Regions from separate parts of the Homo sapiens genome. Here regions 1, 2 and 4 are each linked to region 3. Evidence: chromatin loops called from intact Hi-C (ENCODE). Cell type or tissue: ascending aorta. All regions are shown on one strand. Links, peaks and the distances in the headings refer to the core of each region. The heading gives the core; the rest is flanking DNA. Region 1 has its middle 260 kb from the start of LINC02398. Region 2 overlaps PDE3A (phosphodiesterase 3A). Region 3 overlaps PDE3A (phosphodiesterase 3A). Region 4 overlaps LOC101928387 (a long non-coding RNA gene).

Region 1 (8,128 bases), core at 1,643-6,642, 840 kb before region 3:
TGTTCACAAGACCAGTGGAGTTAGTTCTTTAGTTGGTATTACAAGTCACTGGTCTGGTTGGTGTTAGTTGGTCCACTTGCATGCAGAATCTGAAAAATATCTCAGAGATCGGTCTTAGGTTTCACAGTAGTGTTTGTGATCTCGATTACTATGGAAAAGCAAGGTAGGAACCAATGACAGGCTATTGTTAACTCTGTCTATAGTTAGCAGAGAGGTTTGCAAGAGGTGAGATCCCCAGTGGTCACAGCTGCTTGGTTCCTTGGCCAATCTGACTTCTAGAAGACATGAAGGGGGTCTATATGACCCAAGAATCATTGTTGTTTAAAAGAAAAGTTAATTAATCTTGCAGGCAGCCTGACCAGAGGCTAGATAGGAAGATTATCAGTTATTAGTGACTACCGTTTATTGAAATGACTTGTGCAAGCAATCATATATGGAGGAAGAAAAGGTCAGCGAGAAGGGAATATACTTTACCAAAATTTAGGCCCTTACCATAATTCCAATCTTGTGGTCTTTTATTAATTTTATGAAGGTGGTTTCAATACATCATTTCGTATAAACTCCCATTGTTTTTTCTTTCCAGCCACAATGGCTGCCTTTCTCTTCCTACAAAGCACTATGCTCATTCTTGCTCAGGGTCTTTGTACAATGTGTTTCCCTTGTCTGGGCCATTTTTGTCCAGATTTTCTCAGGGCTAGTTCTCATCATTTGAATATCATCTTCCCAGGGAAGCCCTCTCTGACTACTTTCCCTGAAGTCACCCTCTTCTACCCTATTTACTTTCTCTCATATTACCTGTTTTATTTTCTTCATATCACAACACCACCTGAAATTCTTTCTTTTGGAAACAAGGTCTTACTTTATCACCCAGGCTGGAGTGCTGTGGCACAATCATGGCTCACTGCAGCCTCAACTTCCCAGGCTCAAGTGATCCTTCCACCTCAGGCTCCTGAGTAGCTGGGACTGCAGACTTATGCTGCCATGCCTGGCTAATTAAAACTTTTTTTTAATAGATATGGGGTCTCACTATGTTGCCTTGGCTGGTCTCAAACTCTTGGCCTCAAGCAATCCTCCTGCCTCAGCCACCCAAAGTGTGAGATTAGAGGGGTGAGCCATCATGCCCAGACTGAAATTATTTACTTGTTTATTGCCCATCCCCTCAAAAGAATGTAAACCCTATAAGATGGAGGCATTGTCTACCTTATTCTCTGCCATGACCATATCTGCTCTGAAATGTACTCACTGACTCTTTGTTAAGTGAATCATGTCAAATAGAAAAAAAAATAATTGTACTACTTGCTAAATAGTTACAGGGTGATAAGTTTTCCAAACAAACAGTAAATTCATGAAATTGATATAGAAACTTGGTTTTGAATATATTTTATACAAATATTTTGAATACAGTTTTACTGAAATGCTTGGATAGACTTTCATACACAGTATTATATTTAAAAAATTTTGGAATAAGCATAAACTTATAGAAAAGTTGAAAGTATAGTACTGGAACTATTATGTTTTTCTTGAATAATTTAGTAGTATGTTGCTGAATGCTTTCATGTGTGTTTCTCATTAACAAGGACATTCTCCTACATAACTAGATCCAACTACCAAATCAGGAAATTTACATTGATACATTACTACGGTATGTTCCTCAGAATCCACTGAAGTTTCATCAGTTGTCCCAGTCATGCCACTGATAGCAAAAGGATCCAGTAGAATCACTCATTGTAATTAGGTCTCGTGTTTCTTTATCTTTCTTCATTTTGGAACAGTTCCTTAGTCTTATCTTAACTTTCACGACCTTGACACTTTTGAACATAAAAGGCCCATTATTTTGAAGAATGTTCTTTAATTTGTAATTGTGAGGAACATGATAGATGTGATGCTAAGTTCTCATTGCATCCCGTCATGTGGCACCTGATTTTAATTTTTCCTGTTTCTGATGGTATTTACCTTGATCATTTGATTAAGGTGGTATCTGCCAGACATCTCTACTGTAAACTTACTCTCTTTTCCTTTTCGTAAGAGTGTTTTGTGGAACAGTCCCTTAAGATTATATGACACATCTCTTTTCTCATCGAACTTTCAATTTATTCATTTATTTAAATGTGTGTGTTTTCTATTTTACTCTTCAATGGGTTATACTTTGTTACCATCTTTACTTGATATAATGCTCAAATTCCTCCCAATTTAGCCAGGAATTTGCTCAAGCTGGCTTTTGTGTCCTTTCGACATGCCTTTACCATTTTTTGTGTGCTTCCTTGATTCTTGGCATAACAAGACATTCCAGGCTCATTTTATACTTCCCTTGTTTTAATTCTGTCTATAGTCTGCTGTTTCTCTATGAAGACTTAGTTTCTTTTAGTGAAGAATGGTAATTAAAGTCCAAAGTCTGGACATTAGGTATGTTCATTGATATTGAGGTATCATTGCTTCCAGGCATTCCAATGGGCAGATAAGGGGATAAACATATATAAAATTTACATATTTATAGCTATACTTATTTCCATATGTATGCATGTGTGTATATATATGCATGTGTATGTATTTATGTGTGTGTATACGTATAAATATAGTGTGTGTATCAAAAACCGTAACTTCACACATTTCTTCCAGTTCTAGTCCTCTCTAACCATATCCTAATATGTCCCTTTGGGTGAGTTTACATGGTAGTGACTTTGTCAGCCTAACTGTACCCCAAGTCTAGTCTGACTCTTGATTACAAATTAAAAAAAAATCTTATTCATGATGGGTACTGTATCCATTGAAGTCTGAGAAAAAGTGTTGGCAGAAGGGACATTTTGTGGGAACACATGGGGAAAAGATTGAGAAATGTATACTTAATATTGAAATGCATGTATAATAATACATTTCCACAATCATACTCTATTTGTTTACATTCATTAGAATGCTGCACCCTTTCCCCATCTCCCTCACCTGGGTTCAAGTAATCATTGGTTATGCTTTGCTGCTTTTTTAGCTACAAGTTGCTCAATATTTTTAAACCTTGCATTACTTTATTTACTTGTTATTTATAGGTATTTAACATATTGTATTATATATTTATGTGCTATATGAGATAGTTGTATAAAACTAGGATCAACCTGTGACGTGGGAATGGGCAAAATGAGATGTTTAGCAATTTCAGGCTTCCTCAATAAAAATCAATGGCAAATCATCTCATGACTGGTAAGTGCTGAGAAGCTGAGCGGGAGGACAGAAAGCATTTGAAAGGTCAGAAATAAGATGTCCACAAAAATGAGAATATGAGCTCTGCCTGATGACTGAGTAACAATTCCAAATACAACCTTCGTGTTTTCATAAACCCATGTGAGTGAATTGGCCTTCAAAATATTAAAGTCCACTTTAATGTCAGTAAAAAAGAGAAATTATAGTGAAGGGTCATTATTAGGAAAAAAGGAACTGCATTGAGATAGGAAAAGCCAGTATGCCAGAAGTGCTGCAGGCGGTTTTCCCTGCTGGTGAAGGATAACTCACAAGTGGAAGGCAAAGTGAAAACAAAATACCTCACCTGTTAAATGCCTCTTCCGGATTTCAGCCTGAAGTAAGATCCCAGGCTGGCCTTTTGAAATGATCAACATCAATAACTAACGTACTGATGTTAGTCATTTCTATTTATTAACTTATAAAATAAAAACTTTGTATCAGTTTCTTTATACTGTTTGAGACCCAGATCTAAATGCTTACTCTTTTCTTTTTTTGGCTCCACAACCCTCCGGCAATACCTAAATACCTGAGAAGCAGTTGCTTTTTCCATTCCAGCAAGAAAGAAAGCTAATGAGGAAAATAGTATTTGCCTTGAAGTAAGTTTTCCTTGATTTTCCATCTCATTTTAAAGAAAAAAGCAAAAAGATTTCTTTAAAAGAGGCACATATGAAAATACCTTAAGGATGCGGAATGGCTTAATTAGGAGTCACTGTTATTTTCTTTTATTGATTTCAATTGGGATATAGATCATTAGTTTTCTATTAGTTTTTTTATTATCGTCGTATGGCTTTATAAAGTAATACTGTTAAACTAATGTTCTACAACATAAAGGGGAATTGGTTTATTGTGGCTTTTAATGTTTCTAGAAAGATTAATTTTTGTATAATGATTATTTTACTTCTTAATACTGCTATGGCTCGAAAAGATATAGAACCTGATGAGTACAAATCCATCTTGGCTATAAGCCTAGTTTTATGTTATCATGTAAAAAAGAAAATTTGCTTCAAATTCTTTGCTTTTGCATGCATTTTTTTGTTGTTCAATTGCTGTTATAAATACTATGAATGGCCATTATTGAGAGTTCGGGAATTTTTTTCCCCCTTAAATATGAAGATAGACCAAAGGTAAGGTTCCTATATTGTCAAGGAGCCAATCACTGCATTGATTTATCTTTGCCACTAGATGTCCCTGTATTGATGCGCCTTCTACTTCGGAAGCTTCTTTGAAAACAAACTAACAAAATGAGAGATGTTTGCTACTCTTCAAGTCTTTTTCCTTCCTCTAAGTTAGCAACCTGGGACTTCCCAGATACGATCCTCTTCTTTCCAGAGGATTAATTCCTTAGGACTGGACAGGAATGGAATTAAGCGAAATGCAAGTAAAGTTAGGTTTAGGCGTTGGCCTAAATATATGCCTCTATTAACTACTCAGCCTAGAAAATGTGAGAAGCTGTATAATTTAGATCGACAGAATTTTAAACATGCTAAAATGAGTAGGGGCTTGAATTTGAATTACATAATCAAAATGGCAGATAATTTAAAGTTATATTTGGTAATAAAACAGTTTGTATTTATATTTTTTAAAATTTTAGGTTCAGTGGTACATGTGCAGGTTTGTTATATAGGTGAACTTGTGTCAGGGGGTTTGTTGTACAGATTATTTCATCACCCAGGTATTAAGCCCAGCACTCAATAGTTTTCTTCTCTGCTCTTCTCCCTCCTCCCATCCTCCACTCTCAAGTAGTCACCAGTGTCTGTTGTTCCCTTCTTTGTGTTCATGAGTTCTCATCATTTAGCTTCCACTTATAAGTGAGAACATGCAGCATTTGGTTTTCTGTTCCTGCATTAGTCTGCTAAGGATAATAGCCTCCAGCTCCATCCATATTCCCTCAAAAGACATGATCTTGTTCTTTCTTATGGCTGCATAGTATTTATGTTTTGAATATGAGAATGTTTGGTGTTATGGGAATGAATGAAAATTTCAGTAATAGACTCATACAGATAATATTCATCTTCAAGGAAATTTGTAGTTGTTGAAATCTCTTACACAGCTTCTTACTTCAGTACTCTTCACTGTTTTCCATACTTGACGAAGATTGACCATGTCAGCTTCCAGAAAAATGTGACAAGATAGCTTTACCTGAGCTAATTTCTTTATAAGTTTGATTGTTAGCTCTTAGATTACCTACAAAAGAGGAGATAACTGAATGTTTTGATTCAAAATGTCTCTTGTTCAATTTTAGGTTATACAGAGTCATAATGTTGGATTGGAATAACAATAAAATAAATATCTTTTTATACTCTGTTTTAAAATTATTGGACTCAATACATTTTTAGTAGTAAACTACAATGTTAATAATACAAATGATAACCCATTTAAAATCTGAATTGATTAAAAACTTTTGGGACAATCATTATGTATTATAATAGATCATTTAAAAAATATTAGACCCTGTATTTAAAATAGGCATTCATTTATCAATTGGATATATTATATCTGATTTTGTGGTTAAATAATCTTTTCTCTTATAATATTGATTTAGTCTTTCATGACATGTTACTTATTATACCTCAACACAGGGACAATATAGGGACATAAAAATATAAGTTAATGTCAAATAACCACAATTAATGTAACTTTAAAAATCTGCAAATAAAAATAATCTATGTTTTGGAGGCGGCTTTTGTGCAAACTTTCTTCTCAGTGTTGAAGAAAAAGACACAGTGGATACCCAGTTTTCTGTTTGCCTTAATACAAAGTGATCTTTGAGAAATGGCAAGCTTGGAGAATGGGAGTGATTGCAGGAGACTCACAAAGACAGTTATCCATACTGTCTCTTAAAAATAGAAAGAAAATTCTACAATCTAAAGGCTGAGGAATTTGATATCCTGGACAAAACTCTTGAAAATATTATTGAGTGAAGTTTGTAAGCCCTTTAAAGAAGGAGAAAGTGATCATTGGAAATAAGCATGTGGAATAAAGAAGTCCAATTACAAGTGTTGGAGAGGATGTGAAGAAATGAGAATTCTGATACACTGCTGTTAGGAATGTGAGGTGGTGCAGCCAGTTTGGAAAAGTCTAGCAGTTCCTCTGATGATTAAACATAGAGTTATCATATGACTCAGCAAATTTACCCCTGGTTAGATTCCCAAGAGAAATGAAAACATATGTGAACATAAAAATTTGCACTTCAGTGTTTATAGCAGCATTATGCATGATAGCCTAAAGGTAGAAACACATCCATCAATGGACAAATGGATAAACAAAATGTAATATATCTATGCAGTGGGATATTGTTTAACCATAAAAAGAAATGAGGTGTTAATACATGCTACAACATGGGTGAACCTTGAAAATATCACGCTTATGCTATGTGAAAGAAGCCAGTCACAAAAGACCACATACCATGTTATTCGATTCACGTGAACGTTGAGAAGAGGCAAATCCATGTAGACAAAGTAGATTAGTGGTTGCTTAGGGCTGGGGGAGTTAGGCCAGTACAGGTGGGATAGTTCAAAGGTATAAGGTTTCTTTTTGAGGTGGTGAAATGTTTTTAATTGACTATGGTGATTGGTGCACATACTTGTGAATATACTAAAAGCCATTGAATTGAACACTTTATTATTTTTTAAATTTATTTTTTAGAGATGGGGTCCCATTGTGTTGCCTAGGCGGGAGTGCAGTTGTCATGATCATAGCTCATTGCAGCTTCCAAACTCCTGGGTTCAAGTGATCCTCCTGCCTCAGCCTCTTGAGTAGCTGGGATTGCAGGTGCATGTCACTGAGCCTTATTTATTTATTTACTTATTTATTATAAACAGGGTCTTGCTTTGCTGCCCAGGCTGGTCTCAGACTCCTGGCTTCAAGCTATTCCACTGTTCTGGCCTCCCAAAGTGGTGGGATTACAGGCATGAGCCTGTGTGCCCAGTGAATTGAACACTTTAAATGGGTGAACCATACATTATATGAATTATATATCAGTAAAGCTATTTAAAGAAGAAAAGAAAGAAGAGAAATACTGTTACTTGATACAACACGATGAACCTTGAAAACATGATGCTGACTGGGAGAAGGCAGTCATACATGGTCATGTACTGTATGACTCCATTTATAGAAAATGTCCAGAATAGGTAAATCTACGTAGACAGAAAGTCAGTTAGTGGTTGCCTAAAGCTAATTGAAAGGGGAGGATTGGGCAAGTGATAGGTAAGGGGCATGTGGTTAATTTGGGGGGTAATAAAAATGTTCTAAGATTGCTTTCGGTGATTGTTGCACAACTATGAATATACTAAAAGCCATTAATTATATACTTTAAACAGGTAAATTGTATGGCATGTGAATTATATCTCAATAAAGCTGTTAAAAAAAGAATAAGCATGTATTTATCTAGAGCAATACAGTAGAATTTGAAGAGGGTTCAGTAGTTCTAGACCTTAAAGCAGATGTGCCATCCTGAGTCATTCTCACATGTTCTTCCAGAATGTGGATTCTCATCCCCCCCACACATATGGATGCTGCCTCAGCTGGTGGCTGCTCTTATTCCCTTGAGGTCGCCATGTTCCCTCTGTCCTTGAGTTGGAGTCTTTCCTCTTTGGGATTCTGAAAAGGGAGTAAATCACATCTTCTACTTTTGTTTTTGTTTCCTTTTCTCCACGATTCCAATGAGGAAAATGCCTATCTCTCACAATTTATAGGTGTAATTTTGAACATCATTCTTTGATAAAATTTCTTTTGCTATCCTGGAGAGGATTTAGGATGCTGTAGGTTGGGAAGTCATTTGGATTATATAGTAACAATTGACTGAATGATCCAGAAAGTAAGCTGGTTATTGAAAGTCTTCTGATGTTCATGTTATCTAATACTGCGTTTTTTTTTTTTCTAAATTAGTGATGTGGATAAT
Region 2 (5,000 bases), core at 1-5,000, 140 kb before region 3:
CCTGCTGCATGTCTCACTTTGGGTGCTACTTAGATGTAGATAGAGTTGGCACCACCAAACAGGGTTATTACTAATCTTGGATCTCACATATAACTTTTAATTTTAGGTTGAAAATATGAGAAAAGTGTTCTTCTCATTGACAAGTAATTAGCCCCAGAATTTCCAAATCAATTTTGAATATCAGGAAGATTAAAAATTGAACTACTAGAGGCCAGGCGCGGTGGCTTATGCCTGTAATCCCAGCACTTTGGGAGGCTAAGATGGGCAGATCACTTGAGGTCAGGAGTTCGAGACCAGCCTGGCCAACATGGCAAAACTGTGCCTCTACTAAAAATATGAAAATCAGCTGGGCCTGGTGGCTTGCACCTCTAGTCCCAGCTACTCAGAAGGCTGAGGCAGGAGAATCGCTTGAACCTGGGAGGCAGAGATTTCAGTGAGCTGAGATTGTGCCACTGAACTCCAGCCTGGTCAACGAGCAAGACTTCATCTAAAACAACAACAACAAAAATCGAATTTTTTTTTGGTTGTTTGTGAAGATTAGGGTCAGTAATAGACCCCTTTTAATAATTGTATTTTTCTCCTCAGAGTGGCCGTATAGATAATTCTGATTTGTTTGCTCTATTTTAAATTTTAGTTTGATTTTTTGGATTTTAAAAAATGTTATTTTCAATGTCTGAAGTTTTTTTATTCTTCATTTACTCTAAACATTTACTTCAAGCTTTCATGCAATTTGGTATTCATTTGTTAAAAACGTCTTGTAAAATATCAACATACTTTAAGAAAGTAAAAGCTATACTTTTTTTTTTTATGAGTCAGCATCTCACTCTGTCATCTAGGCTGGGGTGCAGTGCAGGATCATGGCTCACTGTAGCCTTGACCTTCCAGGCTCAAGGGATCCTCCTACTTCGGCCTCCTGAGTATACCACCATGCCAGGCTAATTTTTAATTTTTTTGTAGAGATAGGGTCTCCCTGTGTTGCCTAGGCTGGTCTCAAACTCCTGGCCTCAAACAATCCTCTTGTCTTGGCCCCCGCAAAGTGCTGGGATTACAGGCATGAACCACTGCACCTGGCAAATCTATACTCTTGATTATGCCCATGATAAATTATCTCAGTTATAGGACATCATCTGTGTCAATCTAAAGAGAGGAATAAGAAGAGTAGCTATTGCCACCAATGAGACTTTTTGAGAATAAACATGAAAATAACTTACAGATATTTTTAAGTTCCAGGTATCAAAATTGTTATAGTATGAAAAGCAATAGAGTAGTTGTCAGAAAACTTTCAACTCATCAGTGACAGAGCTGGAGATAAATATGTGCTGTCTGTACATCTCCACTTCTTTATAAAATGAAAATAATTATCTTTTCCTTTGCTACCTCACTGTGTTTTTTGCAATATTAAGTATATAGATAAGTAATTTGTATGTATTTTTAAAACTCAACATAATTATGTTATACTTGTTATTTATTGCTCAAATCTTAATGCTATATACCTAATATCTAAGCATGTTGTGATTTATTCCTAGATGAAGAATCATCTAAGCCTATGGTAAATATATCAAAAGGTATTATTTTGCTTATATCATAGCAAACAATCTCTAGAGCTACAAGGATGTATAGCTGCAAATAGAAAATATATTTTCTGAAAGATTAGTGAATCTGCTCTTGTTGTTTTCATATTTCTTTCAGTAGTCTCTCAATATATTTTTAAATATTACATTTTCTACTTACAAAAGTAGTATGTACCTGCTGAGGAAAATGCAGAAAAACATTAAGAAGGGGACAAAACATACTTAATCCCACTTCCCAGGCTGGGGAACTGTTTATATTTTGGCATAGTTCCTTTGTTTTGTGTCTGTGTGTTTGTGTGTATATGTATTGTATATGCGTGTGTAATTCTTGTTTTAGACTTTTCTATTTTACAAAACGAAGACCATATGGTATAAAGAATGTGGACACCCTTTATAGATGGATTTTCCACTTAATTTATTTCTTTATCTGAAAAGCAGAACCTTTAATATTCATTACCACTTAGTTTAGGTTGTTAATGATAATGTTTACTAATGATACTGTTAGGCTCACAGTTCATTTTATGTTGTAATCATTATTCTGCACTTGCCACTAGATGGCTCTGTTCTCAGAGTGACTATTTTTCCAAAAGAAAAAGTGCCCTGTATCATTGAAATGATGGGAAATGTTATTGCCCTTATTAACATTATATGGAATGCACACAAATATAATTGCATAATAATTCAACAGAGTATGCCTGTGATAATTTAAATGGTATTTCAATAGATCCACAAATTTAATATATCCCCTTCAAAATGAGGGTTATATTTACTTAGAAAGCAATATATTCACTTAACAAGGTTCACTGTCACTTAGTAAATCAATATTGGAATTATTTTTTCAGCTCTCGCTTTTTATATCAATAACTTTGATATTGAGTAAGTTGTTTTTTCCCATTGCTTGGCTAATTGTTATCATAATTATCTTTTCTGTACTTCAGTATGATGACTGTCCTTCTGTAGGCCCAAGAAATATACTCTATATAAGTAAGATTTTCTTCTGGATGGCTATTACGGTAAGATGTTTTACCGTGAGCTGAATCATGATTACTCTCAAAGCCAATCTGGTTTCAGGTGGGTCCTAAGCCCATGCTAATTTCTATGGCCAGGATTGTACACTATGCAAATTTTCATTTTCCTTGAAGAGTGAGTGCAGGACTATAAATTGCTGACGTGGGATTGAATAAAATGAGACACATGGATACAGACATTAGTTTCTCATGTGCAAAGAAGTTGTGGTCTTTGTTTATACAGGGCTTTCTAGACATACCCAGCTATTTACCATCCAATCATATTTTATAGAGAGAAAAACAGATATTTTAGGATAAACATTCTCACCACATGATGAACTGATAACATGGCACACTCTATTTATACCCCTAGCAAATCTCAGTATTATGAATTAAGAAGCAGTTACATATGAGAATATGAAATTCTAAAAATGAAATTAGAAGTTTAGCCGTTGTGCATAACTCCTGTGTTTTAAGGTTCATCATACCCCATTTTTATTTTCAATTTTTAAAAAATATTTAGTTACATATAGTTCATTAAATTCCAGGTCTAAGTTCATCAAATCTTCCTTTCTGAGGATAAAAGTCGATGAAGTTGGAGGTTGCTTAACAATTTCTTCTCTTTAATAGCATGTCATAGTTTTCATTTTTGCAGAATATGTATTCCAAGAATAGAGTAGCCCTTATATTGGTTCATATTACGTTGTTGGATTACACACGCTCATTCACAGCTCTGATGGTAAAATTTTCTACCAACTCCCCAAGCTAAGTACTTACGTGTGTTAGAATGTTAATTCTCTAGGTAATTTTTAAAAATTTATTTATTTTATTTTATTTATTTGTTTATTTTTTTGAGACAGTCTCACTCTGTCACCCAGGCTGGAGTGCTGTGGCACGATCTTGGCTCACTGCAACCTTTGCCTGCCAGGTTCAAGCAATTCTCCTGCCTCAGCCTCCCGAGTAGCGGGACTACAGGTGCGCGCCACTGTGCCTGGCTAATTTCTTGTGTGTTTAGTAGAGATGGGGTTTCACCATGCTGGCCAGGCTGATCTGGAACTCCTGACCCCGTAATCTGCCCGCCTCAGCCTCCCAAAGTACTGGGATTACAGGCAGGAGCCACCGTGCCCAGCCAGTACTTTTATTTTAAAAATTTAAAATGGTAGCATGTCCTAAATAAAATAGGAAATATAAAAGTTGAAAGTCCTGGAGATGGATGAAATAGGGAAAGAAGGTAGGACAAACAGTTCCTACTTCTTAGAACTTGAGAGACTATATCTAAAAGAATATTCCAGAACAGGGAAGTGTTATAAATAATACCAACTTGTGCCAAAAAATATTACTCATCTTAGATCTCCCTTTTGGGGATTTTGGATCAATAAGAAACCACGTTTCAATGGAAGTGGTGCAGAGCCCGTTGCCTAGTGTGAAGAGCCAATGAACTAAGTCAGCAGGTTAAAACCTGACCCCCTGGCCCATTTATTTTTCTGTCTTTGCACTCTTGAAAAGCATGTTCCCTAGAGATCTATCCAAATAGTCACTGGAGTCCTGAGGCCCCACCCTTTGTCCAGTACACTGAACCGTGTTATGCAACATGGAAATTGTTCCCATTCCAATGCCTGACAGCCAGACTCTTGGAAGACAAGCAAAGAAACAGGATGCTTCTACGGAGCACAAACACTTAGCACTGACAGCTACAATCTGTGAATGAAACTATTTTTTATATGAGCAAATAATTTTTTAAAAATCCAAATATTATGAAGCATATAAACAAAGGTTCTAATAATTAAGAGTTCTTGCTGAATGCAAAGCAACAATTCTCCTGTGTTTCAAGGAGGAGAGGAAGAAGTGAATGAGATACACAGATGCCATTCAGTAGACCATCTAACAGGGTGCGCTGAGTTGTATTTAAGTGATTATAATGTGATATAATGAGTGGTCATGAGTAATACTTCGAATGTGAATGCTTTTTAAAATTTTCAGTGTACTTTTAAAGAAATTATTTAAAAGTTAAATTATGACTAGTGTATTATTTTTAAGTGTCTCATATAAAAGGCAATTTTGTCTCTGTGTGTTTCTGGCTCTGTTTTTCAGTAGTTGCTGTTCTAGAGAAATCTAATGTGAATATAAAAATCACTTAATCTATTAATAAGTATGACTATATAATTGTGGCTTTGTGTGTGATAGACGAAGTTTGAATTTTAGGATAAGTGTTTTCTTTTCTTTCTTCTTAGCCATCACCGCCTGTCCCAGTTACTAAAGGTACCTCTCTTTTCCTCTCATCAATTTTTTGTTTGAAAGATAAATGAGATCTTCAGTGTGTGCTTAAGTCATTTTATAGTTATGAGTGCAAAAAATAAATTGCCATTTGAACTCCAGAGTTGAATTCAAATTTTTCAGAAATAAGCACATATTTTATTTGTTT
Region 3 (5,000 bases), core at 1-5,000:
TACTCCTGTACCCCTTACTTCCTTCTCTTGGATTTTTATCTATTTATCATTCCACTGTGTTTACCCTTCAGCATTTATGCTGTTCACATGCTCAGTAACTCTTTAGACCCTGTTTTCCCTCTGGATACTGACATATATCTATCTTCCATTTTACAGCCAGTTTTCATGAGACTTGTCTCTATGATCTTCATTTTTCTATCTTCCTTTCATTGCTCAATTTATTGCAATGTGGCTTGCTACCTCAGTGTTTCACTGAAACTGTAGTCTGTAGAGTTGCCAGTGACCTTCCAAATACTAAACTCATAAACATTTTTCAAGATTTACTAATCTCTCAAACACTGATCCACTGCTGACCACTCCTTGCTTCTTAACATTTCCTTGGTGCCATGGACACTACACTCCCAGTTCTTACTTGTCCCTTCTTATTTCCTTTTGTGGATTTCACTTCTGCCTGGCTTTTAAAAGTTGATATTGATTATGGCTCTAGCCTCAGTATACTCCTTTCTCTTCACACACTTTCATGGCAACATGCTGTTGAAATGACCATATATATGTCTTCAATGCCCAAATGTATATTTCCAGTTCAGAAGTCTCTCCTAATATGCCACTGGAATCATCCAATAAATACCTCAGTACCCTCGTCCAAACTGATTCCTTCTCTTTTGATTCCTCATTCTATGAAAGACTCTTAGCTACGTATCTTCCCAAACCTTCATCCTGAAAGCTAGCCTGACTCCTCTCTCCACACATACTGATGATGCCAGTATTCTACAGGACTTTCTTATTGCCCTTACTAGTTAATCAAAGCTCTTGAATATGGCTCATATTCCTGCCATGATCTGTTTCCTCAGACCTCTCCAGTGTCAACCTTTCAAACTGAAGCACTGTGTACTTCACCTGAGCTTTGTCTTCAAAAGGCCATTCTTTACCTCCAGGCCTGTTAAGATCTTTTCCTTTTCCAGAAAACACACCCTAATCCTTTGCTTACTCTTTTCATGTATGTACCCAATTGTGGAAAAATTTGTAGGATTGCTTTTTGTGTCAGTACTATTACTTCTCCTTGGCATTTTCACTGTTTTCTGGACAGTGCTTATTCCAGAATCAGGTTGTTAAATAATAGTTTTTAATCATGACTCCAGTATTTCAGTGTAACAATTCTCAGTATACTTTAAGTGTGAGATTAGAACATGCAATTGTGCTAGGAGGTTGAATGTTTTAAGATGGCTTCCAGAAAAGCAGTGATTTGTTTCAAAGAACTGTCTCAAACACTTTAATTTACTTGTCTTTTAAGGTACAGAATTGGAGAGAGGGCATTTACTTATCTTTGAAGGTTTGGAGTATGTTACTTATGCAGTCATCATTTCTCATATTATTGAGTGCCCACAAAGTACCAGATACCACACTGGGGGAATGAAACCTAGCATTGCCCTTGTCCTTGCACAACTTTGAGCCTGAAGGAGGAAGACAGACCATCACATATAGACATACCAAAAGCTGAATCGAGAATTGTGGCAGGTGCTATTGCAACGAGGATCTATGTATATATGTAAGATCTGGTCAGAGATGCAAGGTTTCTCAAAAGGTATAGCTCCAAGGCTTTTTGTTTGTTTGTTTGTTTGTTTGTTTGTTTGTTTTTTGGCTTGCTTTCGTTTCTGCTGTTTTCAGAGTATGAATGGAATATCCCAATAGGCATTAACGTGGAAATGTTTGTATGGTCCTGAAGCAGTCAGGGAAGATGTCCTGGATTAAGTGTAGAAGAGGCAAGTCAGTAGCCTAGATAAACACCCATTGCATATGGGGCAGGAAAAAGTCTAGTGTTGATATGGATAAAACAAATGGCAGTAAAGTTCCACAAAACAGTGTGTTCAAAGGCATTTGATGTTTTGTGTTAATATTTTAATCACAGTAGAAAATTACATGTGGGAAAATGTTAATCAAATTGTGCATGGGAAGAAGTCACGTTTCTAATATGTCTTATAAAAATTGAGAAACGTAACAACTAAAATGTTTGCAACTTAGACAAATCATTAATTATGTAATTGTAATTTCACTTTAACAATGATCCTGAGGGATAAGACACATTTTAAATTTTTTATTTCTACCAGCAGACTTATGTAAGTTATTCTTTTTTAGCTTTTTTTTTTGTTTTCTGTGAAAAAAAACTAAATTCTGCCTGTTAATGAGGCAGTAGCACTTGTTTTAAAAGAGATGGTCAGATAATTCTTTTAAAAGGCAGAATACTGCCATCTGTTGTTCACTGAAGTTTTTAGCCTAAGCAAACAGAAGCCTTAAGTTCAAATTTAATAGCAATTCTTGATATTTAACAGACAAAGACCAGCCCACATTTATCAGCTTTCTGAGTTCGTACTTATTTCAGAGATTCTTAGTTATTCCTATCATTTTTTAAAACTCTTTCTCATATCAGAGAAGTGCTCACATCCAGTTAAGTTCTCTTTGCTTCCTGTTTCTTCCAACAACAGAAATAATAATGTTTTTTATTTACAAAGTAATTTGTACTTAACCAAGCCTTCCCACATTTGTGTGAGCAGTCACATGAGTAGCTCATTGCCTGAATTTATTATATCTTTGCCAGCTACATCATCTTTTCTAATTAAGAGAAAGAGAGAAAACCAGCGTGCAACTTAAAGACAGCTAAGGTTATCTTCTGAAAGATGCGGGTTCTTACTAGAGTAAGTGATGAATAAGTATGTTCCATTTCCTAAATAATAAAACACTATTGTAAAATTGTTAACTTTGAGTTGTTACGTGAGTTCGCTAGTGTCTGGAAAGTAGTTAGAAAATATAAACAAGACAGAATTTTTCACCAATTTTTGACTTGTTTGCTGATAGCTTGCAGGGACTTGTATAAGGACAGAGGCCATGTATTCCATCTCATTTGGTGACTTGCAGTGCTCTTTGAACATCAAAAGAGAAGGATGTTAAGAATTCTGGTAACTAATGAAGTTTGTTATGTTTCACATCTCACATGGAACCTGCCCACAGACATGTTGGGAAGCAGTTTGATGAAGGGCCCTATAGGTTTTCCTCCTACTGTACATACATATTATCTTAAGGAAAAAATCCAAATGTAAACTCATATTCCCTGCCAGAAAATTAAAATACGCAAACATCTGCTTCCTTAGGATGGCCTTTAGCCAAGGTTCAGCCTACAATGAGTTACTGCAAAATTTTCACATGATTTCATTTTTTAAAAATTTCCCAACCAACTTCAAGTCTAAAATTATAAATGGGTCCTATGAAAGTATAAACACATATGCAATTTTGCTGTCTCTGAGGTCAGAACCAGTAATGCACCAAAGATCATTGTATCAAATCCAGCTCATCTTCTAAATTAATGTAGTACATTAAAGACCAAGATACCATTTCCTAGTATCACGGACAGCCTCCCAGAGAAAGAGTTGGAGGGATGGAGTGGCACGTAGTGCTACAGAGATGTAGGAGGAGACAGCTTCCAAAAACTCATCACACATCTTTTCCCAGCATTGAGGACCAAAGTTGGATGAGAAAAGCCCCAGTGACTATTTCCTTTTTATGTGTCATCTCTTACACTGTTTATTCGTCTCTTATCCCAACTCCCTTTCCACCCTAAGAATATTCCTCCCATGCTGTGTTTGCCTCCCAGGGTGCCTCCCAGGATGACTAAATAGAAAGAAAAAAATACTTCCAACAATGGAGCTATGATGCCTGCTTTTAGAATTCTTTTCACATCCTGTGTTATAAATCATTCCAATGCAATCAACCATATTAACTGAAACCAGGACTTCTGTACAATCACTTTTTAAGAACTTAAAATTAAAATCAGGACTATTATGAGTATTTTGCAGTAGGGAGTACAATATATCTGACTGCATTTACCTAGAGTAAGAAGTGGAAATAGGTTTTTGTTTTTATTGTTTTATTTATTTATTTAATTTATTTATTTATTTTGGTAGAGAAATCATATCTCTGTGCTATCTTCATTTATAAAGGAACTACTGGCCCAGTTCATGTAGGGGACAAACACCCACGTGCACAACATACATTTCTTTGCACACACAATCTTTCTCAACAACAATGTTTCACCAACAATAATGATAATGTTGGTGATGTATAATACTTATCAAACATATATTTTGGACCACGCACTCTCACAAGTCTTTATGTTTATGATCTCATTTAATCATCAATTACACTATACAGTCGATATTACTATTAATCCCTTTTTAGAGAGGAGACAAGAGCTAAAGAAATAAAATGAGCCAGGCATGGTGGCTCACGCCTGTAATCACAGCACTTTGGGAGGCTGAGGCAGGCGGATCACAAAGTCAGGAGTTCGAGACCAGCCTGGCCAACATGGGGAAACCCTGTCTCTACCAAAAATACAAAAATTAGCTGGGCATGGTGGCGCATGCCTGGGGTCCTAGCTATTCGGGAGGCTGAGGCAGGAGAATTGCTTGAAACCAGGAGGCGGAGGTGGCAGTGAGCTGAGATCGTGCCACTGCACTCCAGCCTGGGCCATAGAGCGAGACTCCATCTCAAGAAAGAAGAAAATAAAAAAGGAAAGGAGAGGAGAGAAGAGGGGAGGGGAGGAGAGGGGAGGGGAGGGAGATAAAATGAATTTACTTTTTAAATAAAATAAAAATCTTAGCAGATCTGAAATTTGAACAGAAGCAGTCTAACTTCGGTTCTTGCCTCCTTAAAGACCCCATGTATTACCTCATATAATAAATATTTGATATTGATGAATGAAAAAAACTTTCTCTTATATCCCAACGTTTTAAAACTCTGCTTTCCAACTTCCCACATACACAACCTTACAAATTATATATATGACAAAAATATGTTTTTCTACCTTTTTGCTTCCCAAATGCTAATTCATAAACCAGGCTTAGCTTTCTAGCTCTTGTTCCAGGAATGTTAATGAATAGCTTTAACACCGCAATTACATTATGTCTCATTTTAAGGGAAAGAAAATATTGAGTTTAAAATACTATGGAGCT
Region 4 (8,128 bases), core at 1,831-6,830, 950 kb before region 3:
ACGTTACCTTGCATAACAAATGAAAATTTATGTTACAGATGAAATTAAGAATGCTGATCAGCTAAAGGACCTTCACATACAAAGGTTATCCTGGATTATTCAGGTGGGCTCAACGTAATCACAAGGATCCTTTAAAGTGGAAGAATGAGGTCAGAGTGATGTGATGTGAAAAGCACTCAATTTGCCTTTGCTAGTTTTGAAGATGGAAGAATGGGGCCATGGTCCAAGGCATGCTGGTGACCTCTAGAAGCTGAAAAAGTTAAGAAAATGGAAAAGAAACTTCAGCGCAGTGAGGCCCAATTTGGACTTCTGACTCCAGAACTGCAAGATAATACATTTGTATCCATTAAGCCACTAAGTTTGTGCTAATTTGCTATGGCAGCAACAGGAGACTAATACACCTTGGCAGGTAGAGGTAGTCCTCCTCTGGGGCAAACATATAAGCATGCTTACTATACAATATAATAAGGATGATGTCTCTTTCCAGGACATAGGCAGGCATGCTTATTTCCTGTTATAAAATATTCAGGTTTTCTAAGTTCAGTTTTTTGTTTTTTTGTTTTTTTTTTGCTGGAACACAATTGACTGTGGATGCTGGTATTATCTAGCCCTATTTGCATCACCTTGCGGGTACTGGGGTTTGGAGGAATTGGCTCAGATGCTGATACCGTGGCTACTACTATTGTGGTGAGTAATAGCCTCTCATTTGCCTGTAATCCAGGAGTCTCACGTCTTCTCCCAGCATCCATAAACTCTAGCAGGGTAACTTGTTAGTTTGCAAGTAGGCCCTTCACGGTGTGCTCGTTTTAACGCACTTCTGCAAAATTTATTTTAAAATCTGCTAGACCAGGGCTAAGCAATTCTGTAATTATTACCTTCAAGATAGTGTTTGCTCTCTTTCCATACTTTAGAGATGAAGTGTTACGATGTCTCTCTCTAACTTAACAAAGATCAGAGATCAGCTTACAATAAAATTAGAAATAAAAAACAAAACAAGTTGTTTACCATAGTTTGAAAAGCATGTCTCTATTGACAATTTACGACTAGGGCAGGTACTAAGAAGTTCCCTGTCTTTTTTCTCATCTACAGAATTTTTTTACTGCCACATTTCTCCATTTATCTTTCTTTCTCCACGACGTGCTATTTGAAGAGAAAATCCTTGGGAATTAGTCTCTCATTCTTTTCTCATGAGAAGCACTCCCCTCTCTGAATTTTTGGTGAATTAGATTTCTCTCTTAGCTATACCATGAAGGGCCCTGGCTTTTACAGCTACTTTCTTGTTTCTAGCTTGAACTCTGTGGCAAAATTTAAGTCAGTGTGTCAGAAGTCATTTAGACCAAGGATTTTGTTTTACAGATGTGAAAACCAAGGCCTCTGATGACAAGAAGAGCTATTGCCTTATTTAAGTTTCTCCTGACCTAACTACCTAGTGTTTTGGAGGAAATTGCCTTAGCCACTGTCAGCCCCCATCTTTCTGACACAAGGCCTGGCTCAGTTGCTAGTTTGGCCTAACATGATTGCTTCCCCTCAACAGCTCTAGAAATACAATTGTGAAATTGAAATTACTGTATTTGCAGGCTGACTCTGGCCAGAGAAACTGACCTGTGGATGAGTTGAAAATAAGCTTATAACCATGCTCGTTTTATAGTTAATTAACTTAGGGCACAGGTATTGAGAACCCAACATGTGCCAGGGCCTCTTGGGTACTGGAAAAATGCCTGGAGTGAGGCTGGGAGGGAAGCTTCCTAAAAGGTTGAGGAGGACTTTATTTGGGAAGAAACTGAGGGCAGGGTTCTGGGGCCTGGACTGTGTGAGAGTTTGAGGACTCTAAGGAAAGGAGAATGTTATGGAGTTCATCTTTGATTTTTTTTTTTTTAACCAGTAACTTATCATTTTTTTCCACAGTCAGAAACGTGACTGAAACATTTCTTCCTCTTAAGAGGCATTAAGAGAAAAGGATAGATTTCCTGTTTCTTTTGCAATTTTCCTCTTTAAGAAACAGAAAGAAAAAAAGATCTTATGTCCATGCTCCTGGAAGTCACCAATAAATAATACGGGCCAGGGCTTTTTCTTTTCAGCAGTGGGCTGATTAAATCCTTATACTTGTTCTGGGTTATATGTCTGAAATTTGTGTTCCTTTTGTTCTGAGGAGTACAAAATAATCAATTCCTCTAATGGAGATTACCAGCTTGATTAATAGATAATCCTAATGTGTTCTTTGTAAAATACATTATAAATGATCTTTAAAGTTGAAGGAAAGAAGATTGGGCCATGTAGAAATTTGGTTCTCAACAGAACCTCTTCTTGATTGAAGAAATATAAGCAAAGAGTTTTATATATTTCGGTAAGGGTAGGTAGTCTATGCATTTTCTGTTCTGAGTATTACAAAAGGAAAAGGGAATAAAAGCTTCTGCATATAGCAGAGATAAACTCCAAAAGCAGGAGACCAGTGAAGCCCTGGATCACTGCACTCCTCCAGCCTTCAAGGAGCATGAAGAGGGTCCACATAACAACAGAAGATGCTTCAGAACAAATTATGAGTCCATAAGAGATAAATTAGTGTCTTTATTCATTGCAAAGGAATGGTTATTATAAAAAAATCCCTGATGCTGTCTCTCAGACTGAACTTACGTATAGGCAGGAGAACACATGTAATTTATTGACTGATAAAACTGTAGGTAAGAATACATATGACTTCTATAACTTGTATGAAAAATGAAACTACACTTAAATGTAGGAGCAGTTTATATTGTTTGATATTTAACTGGTTGAGTGGTTAACATATAATATTTAAAAAAATCTTCTTTTAGTAGGCAGTTTAATGCTTATGGTCTAATTTTTATTTGAAGACATTTTGCTGCAGCAGAAACATAGCTGTGATTCATATACCTACTCTTGATATTAGCCTGGCCGTTTGTCCTGTGACGCTTAAGCTAGTTACCACCATTTATCTGGTAACTGTTTCCAGAATTGAAGAGATGATGCCTGGAAGGAGATAAACTTCAGGAGTTCACCTTTAAGCCTAAAAAGTACCAGCAAAATGCAATGACAGGATAAAAAGTTTGTCATAAATATTTTCACAAGATGGAAGACAAGAAAGCAAAGAGCAGCATAGAAAGAATGAAGGAATAAATAAAAATAAGTGAAAATGCTGCATTTTCTCTCATGGGATAGATTTTTCAACAACTCCTGAACTATGACCTCTCAAGTTCTTTTGCAGTTCTGTTCTAAGAAGTAATGAAATACATTTAATATTCCTGTCTTTTCACAACATTAATTCATTCCTACTTTAGCCTTAAGAATTTTAGTAGAATCTATTGTTTATTCATGCGTATAAATATTGTGGAAAAATATCTTTAGATGAGTTAGTATATATGAGACACTTAGGCCAGGATTTGGCACATGTCTGTACTTCATAAGTGTTTGTTATTGTTATTTTTAACAAGAGTAAAAAAAGATCTTATGACGCATCTAATATCATTTAAGCTGTTTATGGTTACTCCTTGGAATGCCTTCTGGTCAAAAGTTTCTGCAGCCCAGCACGACATTAATTTGAATGCATTGAGCCGGTTTCCCAGAGGGCTGGATGACATTTTTGACTTTTTAGGATTTTTGAGACTTTTTCTAATGACTAAGGTCAAAATCTCCCTTTCCTTGTCTCTTGAGTTTTAGGGGGCAACCAGAGATGTTTTGAAGGAAACCAACCATTAGATGTCACTTTCTTCTCACTGCTTTTGGTTTTAGGACCTATGACCTGGGTTTAAGCCTTTTGATTTTCTTCTTTTTTTTGAATGTCTATAAATAGTCTCTATGTCAAAGCTAAACGGGAAATTTAATTTTAGATTAGTAGATAAGAGACAATACTCAACTCCTTGGAATGATGAAATTTTGGACCTGTTTTAAATTGGCCTGACTCAATGTCCCTAGTTGACTAAATTTGGAAATGTAGTATTTGTGCTTTTCTTTCTCACTGAAGTTAGTGTGGCACTGTTTCTACACCAGACACTTAGGCCTGAGTGTATGAGTGTATCCTTATTCAGGTCAAAGCTAATGAGTTTTTTTTTTTTTTTCCTTAGCAATCACTGAATGAAAAACATATTCTTCAGATATCTGTTTAGAATTGCTTTTCCAGAAAACCTTTGTGATCTTTCTCCCCCAACAGAAGGGCTCAGAAACACATAACAGTTTGAAAAAGAGAAAAAATACTGCTGCTATGGTCTGAACATTTATGTCTGCTCCAAAATTCATGTTGAGACTTAATCCCCATTGTGGTGGTAGTAGGAGGGGTGCCTTTAGCAGGTGGTTAGGCCATGGGGGCTCTGCCCTTGTGAATGGATTAGTGTCTTGTAAAAGGACTAGAGGGAACTGGCTTAAGGTCTCCTTACTCCTCCTCCTTCTGCCATGTGAGGATGCCACTGCAAGAACATGCCACTGATGGAGCAGTCCTCACCAGACGCCAAACCTACCAGTGCCTTGACCTTGGACTTCTCAGCCTCTAGAGCTGAGAGAAATACATTTATATTCTTTATCAATTGCCCAGTGTCAGGAACTTTATTATAGCAGCACAAATGGATGAAGATAACTGCCAATCATGATTTTAGGAAAGAACCTGACTCAAGAACATCTTCTTGGCCGGGCCCGGTGGCTCACGCCTGTAATCCCAGCACCTTGGGAGGCTGAGGTGGGCAGATTACGAGGTCAGGAGATCGAGACCATCCTGGCTAACATGGTGAAACCCCGTCTCTACTAAAAATACAAAAAATTTAGCCGGGCATGGTAGCGGGTGCCTGTAGTCCCAGCTACTTGGGAGGCTGAGGCAGGAGAATGGCGTGAACTTGGGAGGTGGAGCTTGCAGTGAGCTAAGATTGTGCCACTGCACTCCAGCCTGGGTGAGAGCGAGACTCCGTCTCAAAAAAAAAAAAAAAAAAAGAATATCTTCTTTCCAGTCTTATACCTTCTGCTTCCCCTCATCATTTCTATCCTGTAGAAGCCTGACACTGAGCAGTGGCCAGAAGGAGGTTTTGAGCTCTTTGAGACTTGTTTCCTTGGTGGCCATAGGCTTTGCTCTATTGAAGACCTTTAACTAGTAAAGGTTATTCGTATCTTTGGGTCTGAGAATGTGTCCAAAACCTATGAAGCACTCATCCTATATGACAGGATTAAAATGCCCACGGATGTCCAAAACCAAAAAACAAACAAGTAGCTTTTTACATTTTATTTAACCGACATTTCATCTTGCTTTTGCTCCTACTGATATGAAATGAACACCCCACAACCCTTAAAATGCTGTATTAGTTTGCTATGGCTGCCGTAATGAAATGCCAGGGACTGGATGGCTGAAACAACAGAAATTAATTTTTTTATGGTTTTAGAGGCTGGAAGTCCAAGATTCGGGTGTTGGCAGTGCTCGTTTCTCATGAAGCCTCTCTCCTCGGCTTGCAAATGGCTGCCTTCTCTCTGTGTTCTCACATGGTCTTTCCTCTGTGTGTGGGCATCTAGTGTTTCCTTGTATGTCCAAATTTCCTTTGCTTATAATACCAGTCAGATTGGATTACTGTCTACCCTTAGGGCCTCGTTTTAACTTCATCACCTCTTTAAAGGCCCTATCTCTAAATACAGTTAAGTTCTGGGGTATGGAGGGTTAGGGCTTCAACACACAAATTTGTGTGTGTGAGGGCACAATTCAGCATATGCCCCTGGTCAATAAAAAGCAACCCAGTTTCTTCTGTTTCAAATCAATTGCTTTCTGCTAAATACTCATTAAAAGTTTAAGCTTTTCTTATCTCTCAAGGGGTCTCTCCTCATTCCTCCTTCCCAAGTTGGTGCCTGGGTTCATGCAGAAGCTTAGTATCTTGAAGAGAGTGGAAGAGGCCTTTACCCTCTGGGACTTTGCTGGACTCTACCAGCTGGACCCTTATCCCACTGTGGTGACCAGGCCTTCTGTGCTGGTGTTCCTCATAGTGGGCTGGTTGGATCCTATTCTTGGTCATTCTCTTGACTGTCACTGCTAGTGGCTGTGAGATTTGCCATTGCCTCGGGAGGTAAGGTCTCTGTAGACTCTCATTTTTTTTCTCCAGATCACAGGTATCTTCCAATCATTGCGAAAGACTGTAAATTGAAAGAAAAGATTACTGCGAGTCTTTAATGAAAAACAAAGCATAGTCTAGTGTATCCTTCTAGTTATCTGGTTCCTTTCATTGTGTTTGAGCTATTTTACAGTTCTGTAAATTGTAGGAAACTAAAAGTGATGTATATGATTCTTGTCTGCAGCAATGCAAATGACTTGTATCTAGTGGAATGCAATAATTTATTGCCCTGCAGACAGCTCCATTTTGCATCTATTTGTAAATTTGTTGCAGCATTTATATATATATTCTTTGAATTCTCTTTAGAGCCAGATGTAACATCTTACCAATTCCCTCATTAATTAATGAGTTAAAAACAGTCTTTGAATTGTGTTCAGTTTGTATTTGTATGGGAGTCATTATACTTCCCTGAAAAAATGAAATTATCTTTTAAAAAGTCTATTGTTCTTAGAATTTCCATGTTACCCATGTGAGCATATGCAAATTTCAGGATCTACTGCATGCTATTCTCAAGTAATGGACTACTAGAAATGCTAGCTCTAGCTCATCTAGCTAGCCAGGCATGGAGATTTGGGGAATTTTTTTTTTTGGCAGGAGTGTGGTAGTGGTGGTGGTGGCGTTTCTGTCAGGTTGTGGCCCAGGAAGGTGGTATGTAGGCCCTGATTTCTTTCTTGGAATCTCAGGCATTATATTACGCTAGCTTTACCTTTTCAATTTTTAATATTTAATATTTTTTGGGATGGATTCTTTCTCTGTCACCCAGACTGGAGTGCAGTGGCACGATCTCGGCTCCCTGCAACCTCTGCCTCCTGGATTCAAGCGATTCTCCTGCTTCAGCCTCCCAAGTAGCTGGGATTACAGGTGCACATCACTATGCCTGGCTAATTTTTGTATTTTTAGTAGAGACAGGGTTTCACTATGTTGGCCAGGCTGGTCTCGAACTCCCAACCTCAAGTGATCCTCCAGTCTCAGCCTCCCAAAATGCTGGGATTACAGGCCTGAGCCACTGTGCCCGGCCTAGCTTTACCTTTTCAATTCTTTCTACTTCTTGCCTTGCTACTTGAGCTTTTACTTCCTTTCCTATGTACAGGAAGCTGCTTTGATGTCATAACCTGCATTCTTTCTATTTTAGTCTCATAAATTCTATATTCTGAACTTAATAAAAGATTTTAGGATTAAAACAATTTATTTCTCTGAAAGTAAAACCTGTTGATTCACTTGTATTAAAATATAACCTAAAACTTAAAATTGACTACTTTTTTTTTTTTTTTTAGAGACAGTGTCTTGCTCTGTTGCCCAGGCTGAAGTGCAGTGGTGCAATCTCTACTCACTGCAACCTCCGTCTCCCAGGTTCAAGCAATCCTCCTGCCTCAGCCTCCTGAGTAGCTGGGACTACAGGCACATGCTGCCGCGCCTGGCTAATTTCTTTTGTATTTTATTAGAGATGGGGTTTCACCATGTTGCCCGGTCTGGTCTCGAACTCCTGAGCTCAGGCAATGCACCTGCCTCGGCCTCCCAAAGTACTAGGATTATAGGCGTGAGCCACCATGCCTGGCCAAAACTGACTTCTTTTAAGTAATTAATACCATTGATTCAATGTAAGGGAGACCCCTGGGAAAACTGGGAACTAGAAATTAGTGTAAGAAAATATATTGACTTTATATTTAAAAATATTATCTACTTTTTATGATTGTGATTTTTCATCTGCGCTGAGTATTTGTTGATATATAACGCAGTGTATTCTTTGCTGTGAAAGAAAATGCTCCTATAGCAACATGCTAAGTTAATGATGTATCTCATGTGCACTTCATATTTCTGGGGAAAATTCTCTGTTAACACTTTAAATGTACTTTTATTCACAGCAAAGGTCAGTCCAGTGCCCTCACTCCCTATTAGTTTCCCTACTACTTAAAAAAAAAAAAAAAGTAAGCTTCCAGCTTTTTCTCTAATCACATTTACCCTGAGTCATCTGTTATATATCCCTTTATTTTGTAAGTTGAGCCCCTTTTTAATTTAAAATATGGTTTGATTTCTCATATAGA

What was found. A loop is a pair of places that touch in the nucleus more often than their neighbours do. Peaks named below come from ENCODE experiments on the same cell type or tissue, not always from the same donor. Only the 100,000 strongest peaks of a DNase experiment are listed, where the experiment ranks them.
Region 1: a loop joins it to region 3, with 3 times the contacts of the local background. A loop is called at or near these places in 21 of 110 quality-filtered maps.
Region 2: it touches region 3 in a loop (3-fold over the local background); 37 of 110 quality-filtered maps call a loop at or near these places.
Region 4: a loop joins it to region 3, with 2.9 times the contacts of the local background. A loop is called at or near these places in 2 of 110 quality-filtered maps.

The regions. Positions count from the first base shown.
Region 1 is chr12:19,753,101-19,761,228 of GRCh38, forward strand. No RefSeq gene overlaps it. Among named protein-coding and RNA genes, the nearest start is that of LINC02398, 260 kb to the right of the region's middle. In ascending aorta, for the core only: a CTCF peak has its summit at 4,398 (motif pointing right); no DNase peak of the experiment used is centred there.
Region 2 is chr12:20,462,000-20,466,999 of GRCh38, forward strand. The region is part of intron 1 of PDE3A (phosphodiesterase 3A); the gene reads left to right. Among named protein-coding and RNA genes, the nearest start is that of PDE3A-AS1, 94 kb to the left of the region's middle. In ascending aorta, for the core only: a CTCF peak has its summit at 2,115 (motif pointing right); a DNase peak (open chromatin) is centred at 4,142; H3K27ac peaks cover 4,068 bases.
Region 3 is chr12:20,599,632-20,604,631 of GRCh38, forward strand. All of the region lies in intron 2 of PDE3A (phosphodiesterase 3A), which reads left to right. Among named protein-coding and RNA genes, the nearest start is that of SLCO1C1, 93 kb to the right of the region's middle. In ascending aorta, for the core only: a CTCF peak has its summit at 2,269 (motif pointing left); no DNase peak of the experiment used is centred there; H3K4me3 peaks cover 592 bases; H3K27ac peaks cover 5,000 bases.
Region 4 is chr12:19,651,337-19,659,464 of GRCh38, forward strand. LOC101928387 (a long non-coding RNA gene) reads left to right here. Exons shown (of 7, transcript XR_007063236.1): 5 at 39-687. Among named protein-coding and RNA genes, the nearest start is that of AEBP2, 220 kb to the left of the region's middle. In ascending aorta, for the core only: a CTCF peak has its summit at 3,713; no DNase peak of the experiment used is centred there; H3K27ac peaks cover 4,815 bases.